Linked DNA regions of Homo sapiens: region 2 is linked to region 1. Evidence: chromatin contacts called from ENCODE Hi-C data. All regions are on one chromosome and are shown on one strand. Each heading gives the region's core, a stretch centred on a gene start or an enhancer-like site at or near the end of the contact. The rest is flanking DNA. Distances are from core to core; before and after follow the strand shown.

The links. A loop is a pair of places that touch in the nucleus more often than their neighbours do. Pooled maps may share reads with other maps.
Region 2: a loop to region 1 is called in a pooled map, with 6 times the contacts of the local background. The contact joins the promoter of MELTF-AS1 here to the promoter of RNF168 in region 1. A Hi-C loop is called at or near these places in 4 of 50 pooled maps.

What each region holds. Positions count from the first base shown.
Region 1 is chr3:196,502,384-196,505,883 of GRCh38, forward strand. RNF168 (ring finger protein 168) reads right to left here and starts at 1,385. Exons shown (of 6, transcript NM_152617.4): 1 at 490-1,385. The coding sequence starts at 790. LOC105374307 (a long non-coding RNA gene) reads left to right here and starts at 2,969. Exons shown (of 3, transcript XR_924897.3): 1 at 2,969-3,500. RefSeq lists enhancers at 1-179, 180-863, 515-584, 625-714 and a silencer at 1,335-1,634.
Region 2 is chr3:197,000,452-197,004,423 of GRCh38, forward strand. It overlaps MELTF-AS1 (MELTF antisense RNA 1), which reads left to right and starts at 2,455. Exons shown (of 4, transcript NR_038285.1): 1 at 2,455-2,522; 2 at 3,151-3,519; 3 at 3,646-3,908. It overlaps MELTF (melanotransferrin), which reads right to left. Exons shown (of 16, transcript NM_005929.6): 15 at 3,450-3,648; 16 at 1,289-3,000. The coding sequence ends at 2,921. RefSeq lists silencers at 1,954-2,033, 2,184-2,973, 3,014-3,413.

The DNA.
Region 1 (3,500 bases), core at 135-2,634:
TGAGATCAGCCTGGCCAACATGGTGAAATCCCGTCTCTACTAAAAAACAGAAAAATTCCCCGGGCGTGATGGTGCACGCGTGTAACCCCAGCTACTCGGGAGGCTGAGGCAGGAGAATCGCTTGAAACCGGGAGGCGGAGGTTGCAGGGAGCCGAGATCGCGCCACTGCACTCCAGCCTGGAGGACGGAGCGAGATCCTGTCTCAAAAAAAAAAAAAAGAAGGCTCCAGACGGGCAATTCTTTAATTTTTAACACAACAAACACCCATCGAACACAGCGCGGGCATTTTGACAATGGACAAAATCTTGCCCTTGACTTTATAATCCATCGACATTTGGGGACCCATAAACCCCCTAACCTCTGAGAACTATTTAGACAAATACTAGTCGGGTTTTTTGGTTTGTTTTTACTTTTTAAATGGAAAAGTGATGATTCACCTTTTCAAAGACTTGCGGCTTTTGGCCAACAAACACGCCATGGTTTACTCACCCACTTCCTCTGATTCTTGGCCAGACGCTCTAAGCTTGCACTCCCTGGGATAGTGTTTTTGAATTATCGTCCACAGTTCCACGTTGACGAGAGAATTTCTTCGGGTATGGTACCGAGTCCACGACGATACCCGGCGGCGACAGAAGGGACAGCATAAACTCGCCTTTTCGACGGTCGACTGGAAGCACGGTTTACACAGCGTGTGGTTACACGGGAGGGTGACGGGCTCCACGAGGATTTCCATGCAGATCCCGCACTGGCACTCGGACAGCGAGGGGATGGCGTCTTTGGGTAGAGCCATTTCAATATGTTAGTAAAGCCGACTAAACAACGACACCTGCACGAAAAAGAATCCTATTTTCGGCCAACCACAGAGAGAGCAAAAGCAGTTTTGTGTTTCAGTATTATGCCCAGAAGCGTATCAGAATTCGGAGAACAGGAGCATCCAACACGTCTTGAAGCAAAAAGGCGCTCTCAGGGTCAGGCAAACAGGAATACCCCGGAGGGCGGCGTCTTTGTCCATTTTCAAGGCAAACGTCCCGCCAGCAAATAAATGCAGGTTTTCGTCGGAGGAGCCTGGCTGCTCCGCGGCATGAACACCGCGGCTGCGGCTCCCGGGGCAGCGAGGGGAACGCGCCAAGTCCTCTCCTCCCCTCACCCGGAAAGGATGCTCCGCTCAGCTCGGGGCAGCCGGGCCCCGGGACGCGGCTCCGGGAGGAAGCCCGGGCTCCGGCTGCAGCATAACTTCCGCTTTACCGCTGCTGCGGGGGAGACGCGCGACTCCCGTGTTCACCTTTCGGGCGCCTGGCGCAGTTTCCCAGAGCTCCGCGCCCCCGTCCCTCCTACGCAGCCAGAAACCCTATTCGTTGCGGCAGCGCAGCAGCCACCGGACAAGCGCTAGCAACGTCACAACCGCCCGCCAAAATCGCACTTCCCACCCAGAAAACTGCCCAAGGGCGAACGTTCCCGGGGCGGGACTTCCGGGGTCTGCGCGCCGCCCGCCCTCCCTCCCAGCCGGAGACGGTCCCGCCCTGGCGTCGCAGCCCCGCCTAGTGCAGCCTGGGTGGAGCCTGACCTTTCCCTGAGATTTCTGCGAGGCCTCAGACACCCCTGGTTTCTTGGTTTCTGGGTAGAAAAAGGGAAACCTCAAAACAAAATCAACAGCCAAACAAGGCCGGGTGCGGTGGCTCACGCCTGTAATCCCAGCACTTCGGGAGGCCGAGGCGGGCGGATCACCTGAGGTCAGGAGTTCAAGACCAGCCTGGCCAACATGGTGAAACCCCCGTCCTTACTAAAAATACAAAAATTAGCTGGGCATTGTGACAAGCTCCTGCAATTCCAGCTACTCAGGAGGCTGAGACAGGAGAATCGCTAAACCTGGGAGGCAGAGGCTGCAGTGAGCCGAGATTGTGCCACTGCACTCCAGCCTGGGGGACAGAGCAAAATTCCACCTCAAAAAATACAAATAAATAAATAGATAAAAGAATTGGGGTCTCACTGTTTTATCCAGGCTGGACTACAACTCCAGGGTTCCAGGGATTCTTTCGCCTCAGCCTCTGGAGTAGCTGGGTCTAGAGCTTGCAACTCCATAGCCAGCTCCGGACCTGCATTTTTTGAGGGAATCAATCAGTGTGAAGGAAGAGAAAAGAAAATCACTGTGCGTGAAAGCAGCCTTTAAGTTGTTTTGAGGCTGCTGAGAGCATTCAGGCTGGGTAGGGGATGGTTTCCAGGTTGAGAACAACGAGGAGACATCGGTCGTTGGTAGAAGTCTTTGGGAACTTTCATTTCAATGTGGGTTCAGAAACCTGTTATTGTCTGTGATAGCTCACACCTGTAGTCCCAGCACTTTGGAAGGCCAAGGCGGGAAGATCAGTGGAGCCCAGGAGTTCAGGTCCAGCCTGGGCAACATAGTGAGACCCTGTCTCTACAAAAAATAAAAAAATTAACTCGGTGTGCTGGCTCACACTTATACTCTCAGCTACTCTGGTGGCTGAGGTGGGAGGATCACTTGAGCCCAGGAGGTCAAGGCTGCAGTGAACAGTGATCGTACCACTGCACCCCAGCCTGGGTGACAGGGCAAGACCCTGTCTCAAAAAAAAGAAAAAAAAAAGAAACCTGGGACTGTCATCTGGTTGTCTACAGTAACAGTACCTTAGCTTGGAATTTCAGGCTTGTTTTTTGTTCGTTTGTTTGTTTTTTTGAGATGGCTCCTCATTCTGTTGCCCAGGTTGGAGTGCAGTGGTTTGATCTCAGCTTACTGCAACCTCCACCTCCTGGGTTCAAGCGATTCTCATGCCTCAGCCTCCCGAGTAGCTGCAATTACAGGCGCGTGCCTTGTAATACCACGTGCATTGTAATACCACGCCTGGCAAATTTTTGTATTCTTAGTAGAGATGGGGTTTCACCATGTTGGCCATGCTGGTCTCGAACTCCTGACCTCAGGTGATCCACCGGCCTTGGCCTTCCAAAGTGCTGGGATTACAGGCGTGAGCCACTGCACCTGGCCTTCAGGCTTCCTAATATGTCCACAACCTGCTTTTCCCATCGAATCTCCCATTATTCTTTTAAACATGCAACTATGATTTATTCTCTGTCATCCAAACGTTTTGCTTTCATGACATTGCTTTCTCGGTTCATCCTAAATGGGTTGCTTTGTGGCTGTGCCTACTTCAAACACCAATTTAATGCAGTTGGGCCAGGCACGGTGGCTCATGCCTGTAATCCCAGCACTTTGGGAGGCCAAGGAGGGCGGATCACAAGGTCAGGAGTTCGAGACCAGCCTGACCAACATGTTGAAACTCAGTCTCTACTAAAAATACAAAAATTAGCTGGGCATGGTGGCAGGTGCCTGTAATCCCAGCTAGTCGGGAGGCTGAGGCAGAAGAATTGCTTGAACCCGGGAGGCAGAGGTTGCAGTGAGGCCAGATTGCACCACTGCACTCCAGCCTGGGTTGACAGAGCAAGACTCCGTCTCGAAAAAAAAAAAAATTAATTCACTTCTTCCAGAGTGC
Region 2 (3,972 bases), core at 1,205-3,704, 500 kb after region 1:
TGTGCTGACTGGTCCAGTGGTAGATGCCTGACGCACACTGGGCCAATCAGATGATCTCTCCCAGGAATTCCAAATTGAAGACAAGAAAACAGGCTCTGGAGTAATAGCAGTAGTGACAGTGAACATCCTTCCTGCACCCACCGTGTGCCAAGCACTGTGCTGAGTGTTTTGTGTCTTAGACTCTATGCCATGTGCCAAGCACTGTGCTGAGTGTTTTGTGTCTTAGACTCTATGCCGTGTGCCAAGCACTGTGCTGAGTGTTTTGTGTCTTAGACTCTATGCCGTGTGCCAAGCACTGTGCTGAGTGTTTTGTGTCTTAGACTCTATGCCGTGTGCCAAGCACTGTGCTGAGTGTTTTGTGTCTTAGACTCTATGCCGTGTGCCAAGCACTGTGCAGTGTTTTGTGTCTTAGTCTCTATGCCGTGTGCCAAGCACTGTGCTGAGTGTTTTGCATCTTAGACTGGATCTTCACAACCACCTCACCAAGCTGGTGATCGTACTGTGTGTTTTTCAGATGAGGGGCTAGGGTGCCCAAAGGTTAACTTTCCTTTCCAGAAGTTCAGGGTAGGGAAGTGGTAGCATGAGGCGAGCTGGAGTGACTGTGCAGCTGAGACTCGTCCATGTGATGCAGAGACAAAGTCGGTCAACTCTGGCCATCCAGGTCCCCAGGAATTGACTGGCTTTGTGATAACTGAGCCGACTTCATGGAAAATGGCCTGTGTGCAGTGGTGGGCAAGACCTGGCTCTGGGAGATGGCCACAGCGGCGAGGGGTGGTGGTGTGGGGGCCAAGTGAAGCCATGAGAGAGGGAAGCAGAGAAAACCTCCCCTTCCAGAGGGAGAGCAGAGCACTGATGAAGACCAGCCGGGCCCACCCCCACCTCAGTAGATACCACAGAGCACCCACTGTAGGGTCTCTGGGAGATCCGCTCCCCACGCCCCCCTCCAGTGAGTTAGCAGCGAGCTTGCCAGAGAAAAGATGTGGGCCGCTTATTTTGGAGGTGTGGGGCAGGGGGCAGCAGAGAAGTTTGCACCCTTCTCTGCACCCATCCACAGAAGGGCAGACACCCCAGAGCCTGATGGGGTGGAGGCAGCTGGAATGTGCCAGGGCAGCGGAGGCCCTGCAAGAGCCAGAGAACCAGTCCAGGTCGAAGAAGGGCGCGGGGGGCCTCACTGACTAGAGGATGAGAGTGGTCCCTGACTGGCTCTTGGAGAATGGAATCTGCCCTTCTCGGTGGAGCAGGTAGGCCTTTGAGTGCCTAACAAAACGAAAGAAATCGGCAGCAGAAGTTTCTATCAGGGTCCAAGCCTCTGCATGTGCTGGCTTGTTTGGCTTTATTTTAGAAACCAACCAACATGTTTCATTAGCACTGACACAGCAGGGGTCCCCTGCTGCCACCTGACAATCCAGCGTCACTTACACTGCACCCACGCAGGCCACACCTTCAATGGCCACGGCACGCTAGCCCAGAGTTAGCCACACAGAAACACACTTCTCACCGCACAAAACTCCCTTTTGAAAAAACCAAGCAATCGTCAGGTCGGAGGAGAATCACTAGCCCCCCACAGCGAGAGGGGACAAAGCTTGGTGGCCGAGGCCCAGGTCCTTGTGGCCCCTCCCGGTGGGGTGAAGGTGCCCGGGACTCCTCGGGGTTGCATGGCTACAGCCGGGGCGCTGCCAGGGCCTCCTCTGCGGCTGAGAGATGGAAGGGATCCTTCCCGACGCCCGCAGGTGGGGGCGAGCCACCGGGAACCGGGCCTGTCACCAGCATCCCCGAGCCCCCGCAGACCGGAATGCAAATGGCTCCGCGCCCACGCGGCTCCCGGTCTGCTGACGAGGGCTGCCTGCTCCCATTTCTTCTCTTCCTCTTCATTTTTTTTAAGGGCTGCCAGTTCTGGAAACTTTTTCTGGCTTCTCAGACAACTGTGGCAAGATGGAGTAGAGAGAGGCCCCGGCCGGGCGCTTTCTGCTGCCTCGCGGAGGGGCGGGCACGGGGAGTGAGGGGTCCCCAGGCCCAGCGGGTGCGGGGCCGGGTGAGGAGACGGAGCTCACCCCCGTTCGGAACCCAGAAGCATGGCGGGTCCCCACGCGCAGCCCTTCAGGGGCCTCGGGAGCCCGCGGCCTGGGTCACCTCCGGCTCCCTTCAGGCGGGGGGCGGCTGCTGCCGCCAGGCTCGGGCGTGGGTGCGGGCGGTGGGCATCCCACGGGGGTAGGGGAGGCGAGAGCCTGAGGAGACTCGGGAGGGGGCCCGTGGACGCGGCTGGCCCGGGATGGAGCTGGCGCGGCCACAGTGGGGGACGAGGCAGGGCACGCGGCGTTCCCCGGGCTCGGCCTCCCTCCCAGCGCACGGGCGGTCGGAGGAACTGGAGCCCCCACCCCGGACACGGTCCCGCGGGCGAAGGCTTCTCCCCGTCGCCCCGGTCCGGCCTCCCTCCCGCCGCCGCCAGCAGAGGCCGCTGTCCCACGCGCCGGGTCCCGTTGGCGCCGGGGCCTCCTGGGACGGCCTGGCCGCGGCCTGCGGGTGTAGGCGCCTCGGCGGCCACCGCGTCCCCAGGGGGCCTCGCGGACGGGGGCGCGGGGCTGCGGGGAGGAGGCGGGCGGGCCCCTCGGGCGACACCGCGGGGCGGGCGGCGGGAAGCCCGGACTCAGCGGTTTCCTGGGCAACCGGCCTCCTCCGGCGCGGCCCGCGCGGCTCCAGGTGGCGGGAGGCGGCGGTTGGCGGGAAGGGCCGCGCGGGCCCGGGGGCGGCGCCTCAGGTAGCAGCGCCAGGTGGCGCCCGTGGGCGGCGGGGCTCCCGGGGAGGCGCCTGCTCCCGCCCACGCCGGGCCCGGCCTTCGCGAGCTTCCTTCTGGATTCCAGCGCGAAGCCGCCGCGGAAACTCCCCGGGCGGGCATCGGAGCTCTGGGGCGGGGCGGCCGGGCTCAGAGGGCGGGCGGGAGCAGGCGGGCGGCGAGGGCGGGCAGCAGCAGCGGGAGCAGGGGCGCCCCGGGCGCCGGGGCCGCTGGGGACGAACGCGGCGGGTCAGGCCCCGAAGCCCGGGCCGCGGTGGCCGCCTCAGGCGCCCGCTCTGGGGTGGGGGTGGGGGCATCTTTCGGGACCGAACTCGCCGCAGCCTCCCTCTTTGTGCTCCTTTCCCCTGCTGCCCTTCCAGATGCGCTCTTTCCAGAAAGGCAGCACACGCATGTCTCTGCCGTGGCCCCAGATCCTCCCCGCGCCGCCGTTTTGAGCGTTCACACTCATTACCCAGGTCCGTCTGGGAGACCCGCCGGGCTCCCGCCCTCCCGGCCCGCAGCCTCCTGGCCAAAATCCTCCCGGGACACCCCACCTGGACTGCTGCGAACGGGCCTCCACCCGCCTCCCCGGACCCGCAGCGCCCCCCGCTCCCTCAGGGTTCTGGGGTGAAGGGGTCTGAATAGCACCAGGGGAGGCGGCAGGGCGGGCCTGTCCTACCTGCGCCCGAGCACTGCTGAGACGACATCCCTTCCAGCGCCGCCACGTAGTCCAGCCCCAGCCAGCCGCGGTAGGTGGTTTTCTCTCCGACAGGCACCGCCCGGACGGTGGCATCCTTGAAAAGCAGGTCTTGGCCATGATAGTTGGAGGAGTCGAACATTTTGAACCCGTTCTTATTGTGGTCGTCTCCAAACAGGTCCTGGAAGCACCGCAGGCAGACGACCTGCTCCTCACTGGGCTCAGGCAGGGTCACCCGCCCAGTGCCGCTAGCTGCAAATTGCTTTACATACAGTGACCCAAAGAGCAAGTCATTTCAGGGCCCCACCACTCTGATTGGAAGTCATAAGCTTGACAACTGATTGGCCTCTGTCACCCAAGCGGGTGTGGGGACACTAGGCCCGCAGGTGCCACTGGAAGAGGCGTTCAGAAGCACTGCGGTGCTCCAGCTCCTGGATGCAGGTCTGAGGCCTGAGATGTCCAGGAAGAAAGACCCAGAAATGAGGGATGGTGTGGGTGGGATTCC